2 separate regions of the Homo sapiens genome follow, and region 1 is linked to region 2. A link is a contact called in ENCODE Hi-C or POLR2A ChIA-PET data. All regions are on one chromosome and are shown on one strand. Each heading gives the region's core, a stretch centred on a gene start or an enhancer-like site at or near the end of the contact. The rest is flanking DNA. Distances are from core to core; before and after follow the strand shown. Region 1 overlaps MSRB3-AS1 (MSRB3 antisense RNA 1). Region 2 overlaps MSRB3 (methionine sulfoxide reductase B3).

Region 1 (6,212 bases), core at 2,364-4,863, 100 kb before region 2:
TAATGGGGAAAAAACGAACTCCAGCTAGTTCTCTAGGTCTTCATGAGCAATGGAAAGGGTGTGATGCCTCACCAGGAAAGGGTTTTTTTTTACTTAGAAAAACAAAATAATTAAACTTTCATCTCCACGGTGGCTCAGCCAGCTGGTGGTGGCCCAGCAAACACATCCATGCTGGTGCATTTATGATGGACATATCATTGCTGCCAAATCAACTGTGTGATGACTTGTGTCACTCTTCAAGGCAGCTGACATACATAGGGAAGGTGTAGGCTATTTATCTTATACACAGAGTGAACACCTCCCTTGTGGATGGCCTGATGGGGTGTATTCTTGGTTTAGAATCAAAGACTTGAAAGGGACCTTGGGAAAAATTCATCTTCTTTTCTCCCTTCTAATGTGAGAGTTGCCTAGACAGCATCTCCCACAGTTTTGCCGATCTACATTCTCAATCAACATGAGTCAGAGGAGAGATCAAGGAGAAGAGGAACATATTTGGAGGGCAATGGCTGTCCACTGCAAAGAAAGGCCTTCCACCTTCTCTCCCCAGGGTTCCCCACTTCCTCATGGTCTTGCCTGCTTCTAGGTTTTTGCATGTGCGGTTCTTTCTACTTAAGACCCACTCCACCTCCAATTCATCAACATCCTTGCCTGGCTAATTCCTACTTTCCTTGTAGGCCATCCCTTCTGCCAAGAAGCCCTCTCTGACTTGGCAAGATTAGTTCAGGTGCTGCCACTCCTCTGACTCTTCCCACTAGGGTGACCAACTGTCTGTTTGCTTGGGACAGAAAGACTTCCTGGAATGTGGGCTTTTAGTGTTAAAATCAAGATAGTCCTGGACAAATCAGAACAGTCACCCCACCTCCCGTGTTCCCTGTGCTTACCTTCCTCAGACTTAGCATCTTCTATTGTCACTGCCAGTTTGCTTTTAGAACTTTAGACTGTCAGTTCTCTGAGGGCAAGGATGGTGCCATTCATCTCTGTAATCCTGCTAGCAAAGGTCTGACACATGAACAAGTAACCAAAAGCCACAACTGCAATAGCTCCTCAGTGCTAGATGAATGAATGAATGAATGAATGAATGAATGAATGAATGTAAAATCCACATCTTTTTCCAAGAGGTCTCTCATTCCTGCTTCTTGCCTTTGCAGTCCTTCCTTAAATGCAGGCATGGCTCCTAAGATGTGCTGTGGTACCTCCCCAGCCAGCACCCAGAACAGCTCATGTGCGCTTGCCAGAGGCTCCTACATATAAATAAGGCACTCTTCTTCCCTACTCCCAGCCATCATTTACCCGTAGTTACTAGCATAAAACTAAGGCCTAGGAAACATTTTTATTATTGCTCATTTCTTTGGCTACCATTAATTGAGAGTGTATGTGTCAAGGACTATGCTAGGTCCTGTCATTCATTTTTAGATACAATACACCATTTTCCAGATAAGGACTCTGTAGCTCAGAGAGTTAAACAACTTGCTCAAGGTCCCAGTGTAATAGAAGATATGGTTACAGGTGACCGGGGCTAGAACCCAAGCCGAAACTTGACTCTGAGCTTATGCTTTTAGCCACTACCCTCTACCGCCAGATGCTTCCTGTAGCTCTGTGGGGAGTCAGTCCAGGGAAGACTTTTCTGTCCAGTCCACAGCACGGTAAATTGAGGCAAGGGAAACACAGGGCCTGTTTCTTCGTCCCTTGTCCATTACCTAGACTGTGCCTGGCCCCTTTTGGTTGAAAGGAAGCATGGTTCAGAAGAGTGTACCACTGAACTTCAGGGAAGCCTGACGCAGAGGTCTTTTGAGAGAACTGAATAAACAGCTGATAAAACAGGAAGGCTCTCAACCCTTTTATCTGATGATAACTTCGAAGCTGCGATGGAGCAAGGGTAGTCCTTCTGACCAAGGTAGCAAAGCCAGACAGTGGCACCGACAGGCCTGCAGCCCTAATCCCCTGACTTCCTGCCCATGTTTTCTCCCCACTTTCTACCCCCATTCTACGACTATAAAAAACACACAAGGCTCTCTTTACCACATTCCTCAGGTTTTAAAGCCACTGCTCCCGCTGTCCTGCCTCCCCACTCCTAATACTTTTTTCTTTCTTTTTAACATTTGAGGAAGAAAATGTTATGGTTAACTGCATTTGAATTCCACAATGTCACTGTAACATGTAATAAATACCTTTTATTATTTATTACCAAAATGCTTAGGGGCTGTGGAAGACTAAAGGCTATTCTGTTCTTTCTGATGCAGCTCTAACAAGTATATTCCAGTTACTTGGGGGAGGGGGCACAGCGGGCTTGGTAATTTAATCTTCTCAATGCCACAGGCCATGTCTCCGTGATTCTGCTAGAATTGTATGTGACTGGAAGATTTGTTTTAGCTCAATCTTTGCAGCCTTGAGGATGGCGGGTTCTCAAAAACACCTATCCAGCCCAGCAGCACTACCTGAATGAGCAAGGGGGAAACCCAATGAGCAAGGGTCTGGGTCGCCCCAGAATCCACAGCAATCAGACAATTCTGTCTTAGGGTAAGGGCTGCAGAAAGCACTGCACATTCAGAGTTAGCTGGGCAAACTCACTTTGGGGATATTTTTGGCACTTTTAAAAACGGTGGCTAAAACGACCCAGAGACTATGAGCCCTCCACACCCCACCCCCCATAGCTTTTCATACCTGCAACCCAGGAATTTTGCTTGCACTAAAAAGGCATCTTCCAAGAGGACCTATGAACTTAAAACAAATGCTGTTTAATTTGCCATTCATTAGGGGTGTATCTGGATTGATTTATTGCACCCTTCTGACCCCATGTCTTTGGAACAGCATTCCTTCACGATTACACAGGGAAAGGACTCAGGCAGGACTTCCAAGGATAAGCGTAGAAGGCCACAATAATACTTCAGATTGCTGTGTATCGGGTAGCCCGAAGGAAATGCTTCGCCCAATTCAACGCACAATGCGAATGAGCCAAAAAAGTTTGTAAATTTTTTGACCCAGGTTTCTCGAGCCTTTCCTAAGGGATGTGGCCAGCACAGACGACTATTATCCAGATTATGGGCTTTTGAGTACTTCCACATTCAGGATATTCTGAGAATGTCTAACCACACACAATTGATCACAGAAATTGCAATCCCTTTTGATCCTGAGGAAGGAGGAAGTGAGCTCTTCCTGGTAACTACCCAGCAGCAGCAGAGACAGGAGGAGGGAGGGAGAGAGAGAGAAAGAGAGAGAGAGAGAGAGAGAGTGTGGGGAGGAGGGAGAAATGCACCAGGGAGAAAATACATTTCTACTGGCAGCTCAATACGCCAGTGGTAATCAGAAAATGAGAAAAACTTTGTAAAGCTCTCAGAAGAGCCAGGCTACAACAATTGCCCTTTAGAAATGAGATCAATGGCCTCTCTTGTGGGTGGCACAAGTATAATTACAGCAATTAAGAGAAAAGACTACAGTCTATTTTTTTTTTTTTTTTTGCTCTTAATGTATAAACAAGCAATTCCGGCACTTGTAAGCCAAAAAGAATTGGTACATGGCTTAATACTATCTACTACTATGACTCTCCTTGCTTTAATTGGCTTCCAGGAAAATTTCATGAGCCTTTGTGGTTGTGGTTTAGTTAAATACACACATTTACCTAGAGGCAGGCTGGGGGAGGAGAGCAGAGTGCTTTCACTGACTATCCAACTCCCAGCAGACCAGTTAGCCCCCAGGCTGCCCGATCAGAGTCCGTGAGGCTGGGAGGAGAGGGATCCTGGCTGAGGGCCTGTGCTCCTGTACTTCCCGTGATGCCTTGAATACTGTGTTCCCCTTGGAGCAGCCATAATTTCATGTGACCTCTACGTCCTACATTCCTCTCCCAGTCTCCCTTCCTCCTACCCCTAAATGGCTTGTGTTGGGGTGTCTAGCAAGCATCCAACTCTTGTTTTGTTTTTCCACTGAAGCCCAATGGCCATAGAAGAAGTAAAGAGGAGTCTGAGGCAGTGGATGAGCTGGAAAGTTTCTCATTTTTTGTGGTTGGGGGCTACTAGGAAGCCCCTCTCAGCTCCAGCCTCCTCACCCAGTGGCTAACATTCTACTATTTGTGAGTGGCTTCCCTAAGGATTGCTTAGGATTTATTGGTGCAGTTAAATAAATGAATCCCTGGCTATCCACCATGGAACGCAGCTACATGGAACTGCTGCTGTGAAAAGAGCTTGATTGCAAATCAAGGCCTGCAAATTCTCTAGAGGATGACTTCTGACCTCTCCCTGAAGAATTTGGTGCATGCTTCATAGTCTAGCTGTAACTCAGGTCATCCTAAACATAGTCTCTGCACATAGTGACAATCCATCCAGCTATTTTCTCATGATGCAATAACGGACCAGCAGACAGAAATTTAATTTTATTGATAGAAATTTATTTCTTTTGTTTAAGAATTGCCTTACATTGCATTTTTGAAATGCAAATGCCTTTGCTTTCCTATTTTGGTGCCCATGCAAAATAAGAGGAACTTTTCTCAAGATGAGGCTGATAGGGGAAATGTCCCTGGCTAGGTTGGGAGACCTGAGCCCTCCTACCACCTCTGTGGCTGTTTGGTTAGGGAACCAAGAAGCTGCCTATGTGGGCTTTCTCATCATCTTGTACTCCTAGGGCAGCTCTTTCTTGCTTATCCAGGCTGTCTTTCTTACTGAATTTTTACAGGAAGCTCTCACTACTCCCTCATACTCTCACAAAGCTCACCTAATGGTCCTCTTGATGATTCAAAAGAGGCTAGAGCTGGTCAGGAACAGCTGGTATAGGATGGTGGACAGAGTGATCCCTGGCCAGCTCTCTGGCATGAGTTGAGGGCCAAGTCAGTATGACCCACCAGAAGGTTCAGCAGGGAGGGCTGAACTGAAAGCCTGAGCTAACCCAGGGTAAGGGGCTGAGCTAGCATTTCAGAGGAAAGAGAAACCAGAGGCCTAGTAGGAACTGGGAGTCACCCAGTGCAAGAGAATTATGGTGGTTTTTCCCTCTATACCATCCATGAATGCTTAGGTGGCACTGTGGCCCACCAGCTCATTCTGGCCCATTTCACAGTTGTCACCAATCTTCAAAGATGACTCAATATGGTGGTAGATGGGGTAGGAGGGAGTTGAAGAGTATGGGCTCTACATGCTTCCAACTGCCCCATCCTAAGCTCCTACCCTATTCCTTCTATCTTTTCTGGCTGGCCTCACCCTCAAACTCTTCTGCCATTCAGGCCCCTTTTGACTTCATAATTTTTGCTCTGCATCATTTGATTGAGAAGTCTTAACATCTTTGGTTATTCAGTGTCCTTTCTCCATACAACCTTCCTAGGTCTATGATCTTGGAAAGGTCCTTAACCTTTCTCTGCATTTGTAAATGGTGCTAATTACACAACCTCCTTTGCTGGGTTGCTGTGGAATTAAATTAAGAATATGAAATGAAATTATACACATATGTATATATATTTTTTAATTTTTATTTATTTATTTTTTGAGATAAAGTCTCACTCTGTCGCCCAGGCTGGAGTGCAGTGGTGTGGTCTCAGCTCACTGCAACCTCTGCCTCCTGGGTTCAACTGATTCTTCTGCCTCAGCCTCCCGAGTAGCTGGGATTACAGGCGCATGTCACCACAGCTGGCTAATTTTTGTATTTTTGGTGGAGATAGGGTTTTGCCATGTTGGTCAGACTGGTCTCAAACTCCTGACCCCAAGTGATCCACTCACCTCGGCTCCTCAAAGTGCTGGGACTACAATTGTGAGCCACCACATCCAGCCATATATATATATATATATATATCTTTAATAGCTACTGAATACCTAGCTGCTATTAGAATTATTAGAATTAATATTAACAAACACTGTACTATGTCTTTTTGTTCATTTCCTCTGAAAATAACACATTTGTGTAAAGGTGCCAAAGATGTGCCCAAGGACCATCCTTTTCTTTAAAATTTATTTAGCAGCCAGGTGTGGTGGTTCATGCCTGTAATCCCAGCACTTTGGGAGGCTGAGGTGGGTGGATCACAAGGTCAGGAGACTGAGACCATCCTGGTCAACATGATGAAACCCTGTCTCTACTAAAATACAAAAAATTAGCCTGGCACGGTGGTGTGTGCCTGTAGTCCCAGCTACTTGGGAGGCTGAGGCAGGGGAATCGCTTGAATCCGGGAGGCAGAGGCTGCAGTGAGCCGAGACCACGCCACTTCACTCCAGCCTGGTGACAGAACGAGACTCGATCTCAAA
Region 2 (6,155 bases), core at 1,836-4,335:
AGTAACCTCCAGATGGAAACAATCTTTAAGAGCCTCCTATTTACTATCTCATTAATGGAAGGAAAATAGAGTATTTTGAGGAAATCTTCATTGTTGCATCCATATGCCAAGCTCCTTCCCACCTTCTTCCGTCATTCATGTTCCTTCACTGGACTGGAATTTTTACAACTCCAAGTCCCAACGCTTATTAATATCTTTTTCAAGTCCCATCTGTTCACTGAAGCTTTCCATAAATATTCTTCACTATTTCTGAATGGCTATGACACCTATCAACACCTATTATACAATAAAACTTACTTGGTGATAGTTCATATTATTGTCTGTTGTCTTACCATGTTAGACTTATCTTCTCAACTAGATATTAAACTGCCTGCACCCTGGGTGGACAAAGTGATCTAAAGGATATTCTAGAACAGAGGTAGACGGGCAGATCTCAGCCAAATCCTATAGGAGACAGACACCAGAGTTGGGGCAGAAGGATCAAAGGAGGAATGCCAATTCCAAAGGAGCTGGACTGAAATTAGGGGGTTGAGTCAAGAACTTGAAATGAAATGTAGACATAGATGTGTAGGTCTAGCTCCTAGGTGTGGATACAAAGCAGACAGTAAGATTCTACTTGTCTAATTTTCAAAAAAAGAAAAAATGGAGAAAGGACGGACCCCATACACTAAATGAGGAGCCCTTAAGCCAAAAGATTCCAGAAAAGACTGCTGCAAGGGTAATTTGTTCACACTTAGAAAAGTAAGCACCTCAAAGTGCAAAGACTCTCCACCACTGAGGATTTCAAAAGAATATGCCAAGATCTTTGAAAATAAAGGAAGAGATCAAGTACTCCCTGCAGATCAGGTGGTTCAGAAAACCTGAACTGCCACATCTAGTGAGGCACCAGAGATATACAAGTGGAATGGGTCGTCTCTTATTGGGCTGCAGGATAGGAAGCTAAGAGAGAATCTTGGAGACATGCAAAATATAAACCCAAATAGCAACCCTGGGGAAGGGAGCAGTGTAGAGACTTAAAGATTTCCCTAAGCAGAAACTAAATGAAACAAAATGAATTTTTGAAAAGACAAATATTTTCTCAGTCCTGAAAGCTAGGAAAGCTATCAATATCATACAACAACCTTGGAGAAAGACCATCACAGTGAAGCAGGAGGGTGATGAAATTCAGAAAGGCCAGAGTGATAATTCCCAGGTCTGTGGGCCATGGTGTAAAGTATCTCCCTCACACCATTCTGTGCATGATGGTGTGAGGTACTGCAGAAGACTGAGACCAGAAGAACTACTGAAATTTGACATTAGAAAATTGTGGTTGCACTGAATACCATGGACAATTAAAAAAATTTTTTTTTAATTCTAAGAGGAACTTGGAGAAAAAAGATGAAGTTTTTTTCTGGAAGTTTTATCCCAGAAAACAGAAAAGAAATCAAACCACAAATACTTCACACTCTAAAGAAAATTTTAACAGAATATGACTCCATAAGAAATTTTAAAGAAAGATAAATTTGTAACAGAAGAAACTAAAATGAAAAGAGTCAAGGAAAAAAATACCTTTTGGCTACTATGAATAATGCTGCTATAAACACTGGAGAAAAAATACTTGTTTGAGTCTCTGCTTTCAATTCTTTTGGATATATAACTACAAGTGGAATTGCTGGATTATATGGTAATTCTATGTTTAATTTTTTGAGGAACTGACATATTGTTTTCACATTAAGTGTACCATTTTACATTCCCACTAGTATAAGATTCCAATTTTTCTACATCCTCTCCAACACTTATTATTTTGTTGTTTTTTAATAATAGCTATCCTAAGGGACTCAGAATATATTTTTAATGAGTCACTGACAAATTCACAAATCCCTTTATCTCAGATTTACTCATAAAAGGATTAGAGGTACAATATTTGTCTGGAGAAAGACCTTTTCCACTGCATAAAAACGCTCACATTGGCTATCTAACATGTGGCCCCAGCATCATTAGCAACATACTCAAAGCAATTAAGCCAACAGGCTTGAACCACTGCTTCTCTGACTGGTACAGATCTGTCTCTAACTGCTTTAAGAACTAACTATTCTAACTAATGGAAAAAAACATCTGTAAAAAAAAAAGCTACAAATGGGGATGGCGGGGGATGGGGAGACAGGCTGTAATGCCAGATATCTTTGTTCCTATCTTCATCTGCTAAAAAGGTGAGTCAATCCATTTACCTTAGTCAGGATTAGAAGAGCTAGGAGGGGATATAGATAAAGAAGGAAATTAATTGCTTTAATTGTCAGCTTGTGTTAACATATATATCTCTAAATCCCCATTTCAACTCTTATTTTTTGTGGAACCATCAAGCTTTTCCCCCCTTTTAAAATTTTGGAATCCATTCATCTTTCCTTGCCACAAAACAGTCCTGTGCCAGAATCTGGTTCTTTTCTCAAGGGTATAACATTTCAGCTTGTTATAAACAGCATATGGATATAGATTATGTAATGATAATGTGTGCTACATTCCAAGGACTTACATTTTCTGCATATATGTGAATAGCAAGTAATTTTGCATTGATTTTTTTCTACTCTCAAAATAATATACTAATCAACTAAAACATTAACTTGGTGTATTCCTTTGTGTTTTATAGACAGAATCCCTTCTTTTATTGATTTAAAAGTTTAAAAAAGTTATGTGTTGAAGGAGCCATAATACAAATAATATATAACTACCTAGCTTTTGGGGTAAAATTTTAGATTTGTTCTTAAAGAAACCAAAGATACTGAAGTCCAGTGAAAGATTTCCTAATAACCAACTTCCGAATAATTTGTTAGTGTCAATATTCTACTAGCCTTACATTTTGTGTTTGTCCCATGCTGTTTGAATGTAGCCAAATAGCACATCCAGACTTAGACTTCAGTCTCTTCTGTGCATACTCAGCTACTGCCATTTATAAACAGAAGAGTTAGGCATTATCTTTTAAAACACACAAAGACTTGTGCATGCAGATGAAGCTCTGCACATAAGCGGAGTGTGTATTATAATAATCACTAAGAATTTCTGAAACTCGCATGTCAAAAAGTATCATGTTCACTTCCCAGGATTTTTCAAATAGGAACACACAATGGTTCTGGCTTTCCACTATAACCTGACTTTCACCTCCTTCAAAAAGAACTTTAAAAAAAGAAGAAGAAGAAAAAAGTAAAAGGATATCTGAAGACATTTCTCATCGATAGCTACATGGTCCAGTATATTTGTAATTCTATCCCCTTTTCCTTTATACCAAACGAGTGATGAAAACCTGACAGGAAAGGCAAGAAACATACTAACATTAAATCGCTGGGATGTATTCACAGAAATAGACAGAAACGGGCCTAAGTAGGCACAAAAAAATTAATGCTGGAAACTGTATAGGCAGCAAGTGAAAACCTCTCTGTCATGACAGGAGGAGGTTAAAAAGTTTAAGAAAATTTCTGAATAAAATTACTAAGACTAAAGCAATGAAAGAGATTGATTTTTCAATTTTCTTGAAAAACAGGAGTCAACCTGTGACCCAGCTCCCCAGGTATTACATGCAGGCCTCAGGAATACAGTCATTTAGGAAGTAACTGCTTCAAAGAGTCCAGCTAAAACTACAAAGACGTGAAATTCCAATCAGACACCAGAAATTCTTTGGGGAATAAAAGAATTTTATGACTCATAAGATGAAAATCTCCTGAATACTCACTAAAGTAATCTAATGAAGTATTGTCACTAGGAAAGGAGTTTGATGAATTTATGTGTTATGTAGGCAAATTTTAAGCAAAACAAGAAATTGAGCAAACTTGAACTTGTATTCATTTCTAAGTTTTCCTCTCAGGGTAAAACTAACTTTAAGGGCACCAGACTTGCCTGTATGAAGTGGCATTCTGTAGGATGTCACATTTTTAACTTCTAGGATTCTAAGCAAAATTTCACATCCATTTTTAAAAACTAGAACAGGTCAGCTTAGGAGTAGGTCCAGGATTCAAATGTGAGTCATTTTGAAGGTTCTTAGTCTTCAAATTTAATACAATTTGAAAGAAGCTATAAGAATTGAAGGCAAAGGCTTAAGACAGATGCCAACGTAATAAGAAAGAAGGAGGTCAAGTTTTTCCTGAGGAAATTAACAAACAACAAAAACTAGAGATGCGATCATTTTCTTGACTTTCAGATGATGCTTAAGCATAGGAGAAAATCAACACCAAGGAGGCTACCCTGACCTTACTACTTTTTCCATTTATTTTTAACTTAATTCCAATTCAAAATTTTGCCTGTTCTATATGAAATTCTTTTCTAGTAACAGGCTGTAAAAATACAGCAAGCAATGAAAGCCCTCTGTTTAATCTTTCCCAGGGACAAACAGAGTATAATGTACAATATGTATTATAACTATGTGTTAGATTGCAAATTACTCTTATTTAATTTAGTCTAGTGCTTAGCTTCACCTCTGAAATATCAGTCTGCATCCTTCTATTTTGGTTTGATTCTATAGTCCACTTAAAACAGTAAATGTTTACATTAAAAGGACAAGAGAATGTGTGATGTATTTTAACTGTCAGAAGTGTTGTGAACAGCAGCAGCTGGAAGAAGAATGTGTCGTCCACTTCACTGTTACCCTGAAGCCTTTTAGATTCTTCAAACCAGCACTTACATCCTTCAGTGCTCAGGAAAGAAGGAAGGAAGGAACAAAGAAAGAAGGAAGGAAGGAAAGCAGGCAATTCAATTGTCATCTCTGAAAAAAAAATGTAGTAAAATTTCTAGAATTTACATGTGATCTTTGCATTGGATTCTACACTAACTTTCTGCTAGTGCAGGGACTGAACTGGTCACTGGAAATGGAGCTCTTCTTTCATTATTTTAGGTTGCTGGATCATACTGAGATAAAAACCAGAAGCAAATGAAACAAGCTCTAAGCTTTACTTAGAGGTCTGTATGAACTGTGCATATCCAGTTCCTCTGCAATCATCATTCACATCATCCTGAATTCATTATGATATAGCTGTTGTTAAAGGCCTACTCATAAGACCAAACACTGAAAACAATTTCCTTCCTTTAATATTTCCAGATCTGGTAAAATCCCACTAATAAAACTGGAGAGAAATGTATGACACTCTTACTCTTATTGCAGTGGGCCCAGTGGGAACATGGCTGGAGAGAAATGAAGCCTAAGGATATGCTGGAGGATAAGGACAAAATATGCAGAATTTGATTTCAGGCTTGACACATTCAGTTCAAGAAATATTTGAAGGTGGACAAAAACCTGCATGATCCAACTCCTGCCTACCTCTCCAAACACATCTCAAACCACTCTTCCCCTTGTGCTTCAACCACACTGGTCTTCTCTTGGTTGCCGTAACATATCAAATACTTGCTTTCTCTTCTGCTTTGAACACTCCCCCAAGCTCTTTGTGTGGTTGTATTCTCATACTTTCGACCTTGGCTCAGATATCACCTCCTCAGTAGGCTTTCCCTGAAATGCCTATTTAAATGAGCGTCTCCCTCCACCTACCACCATCATTCCCTATCATGGGATCAACAATATCAAAGGGTTAAATAGATCCTTTCTATTTCCTGCATAGCTCCTATCAAATATCATCCCATTTATTTGTTTCCTTGTTTAGTAACTCCTTAATAGCAGGAGCCCTGTCTGTTTGCCACTGTATCTCCTGTCCCTAAGGCAGTAGATATTGACTTAATGGATGTGTTTAAAACTATACTAGAGGCCAAGGGTAAAACAAGAGGCAACCATACAGTCCCACCCTCAAAAAAATTATAAAGACAATAGAGACTGGTAAGTAATCATAAGAGAGCTGTTTTACAAGGGGCATATAATTCTAGTAGAAAGAAACCCCATGTCTATCTTATGGGGAAAAAAAGGATATTCCAAGGGAGGACACCCCATATGTAGGGGCACGAAACAACAATAACAGCACAATGCATTCTGGGGAATTAGTTTAGCGTTTTCTAAAATACCAATTGCTAAAGATGGGGGTGGGAAGTAGAGAAATTGAACATAGACAGAGAAAGGTCTAGGTCATGAAAGCCTTTGATTGCATGCAAAGGGAGGGATATTTCATCCCATAGTCAATTAGAAGCCCTTGGAAAAACTCTGGGCAGAGGGGTTACATGATTAGATTTGCTAGTGCCAATAATGTCGTACT

What was found. A loop is a pair of places that touch in the nucleus more often than their neighbours do. ChIA-PET counts read pairs that join two places held with the same protein, here RNA polymerase II (POLR2A). Pooled maps may share reads with other maps.
Region 1: a loop to region 2 is called in a map of endothelial cell of umbilical vein, with 5 times the contacts of the local background. The contact joins two enhancer-like sites. A Hi-C loop is called at or near these places in 5 of 168 maps with a recorded cell type or tissue (Calu3, HCT116, PC-3 and 2 more) and 3 of 50 pooled maps. POLR2A ChIA-PET finds 5 or more read pairs at or near these places in 6 of 52 experiments (AG04450, BJ, HCT116 and 3 more).

The regions. Positions count from the first base shown.
Region 1 is chr12:65,530,377-65,536,588 of GRCh38, reverse strand. All of the region lies in intron 2 of MSRB3-AS1 (MSRB3 antisense RNA 1), which reads left to right. Among named protein-coding and RNA genes, the nearest start is that of LINC02454, 69 kb to the left of the region's middle. RefSeq lists an enhancer at 1-308. Within about 2 kb of position 3,613, at least 5 of the 41 ENCODE cell types and tissues checked have a DNase peak (open chromatin) inside an H3K27ac peak, as active enhancers do; they include HCT116, PC-3 and endothelial cell of umbilical vein, where a contact is called at or near this core.
Region 2 is chr12:65,428,601-65,434,755 of GRCh38, reverse strand. The region is part of intron 5 of MSRB3 (methionine sulfoxide reductase B3); the gene reads right to left. Among named protein-coding and RNA genes, the nearest start is that of MSRB3, 150 kb to the right of the region's middle. RefSeq lists an enhancer at 3,024-4,223. Within about 2 kb of position 3,085, at least 6 of the 41 ENCODE cell types and tissues checked have a DNase peak (open chromatin) inside an H3K27ac peak, as active enhancers do; they include HCT116, PC-3 and endothelial cell of umbilical vein, where a contact is called at or near this core.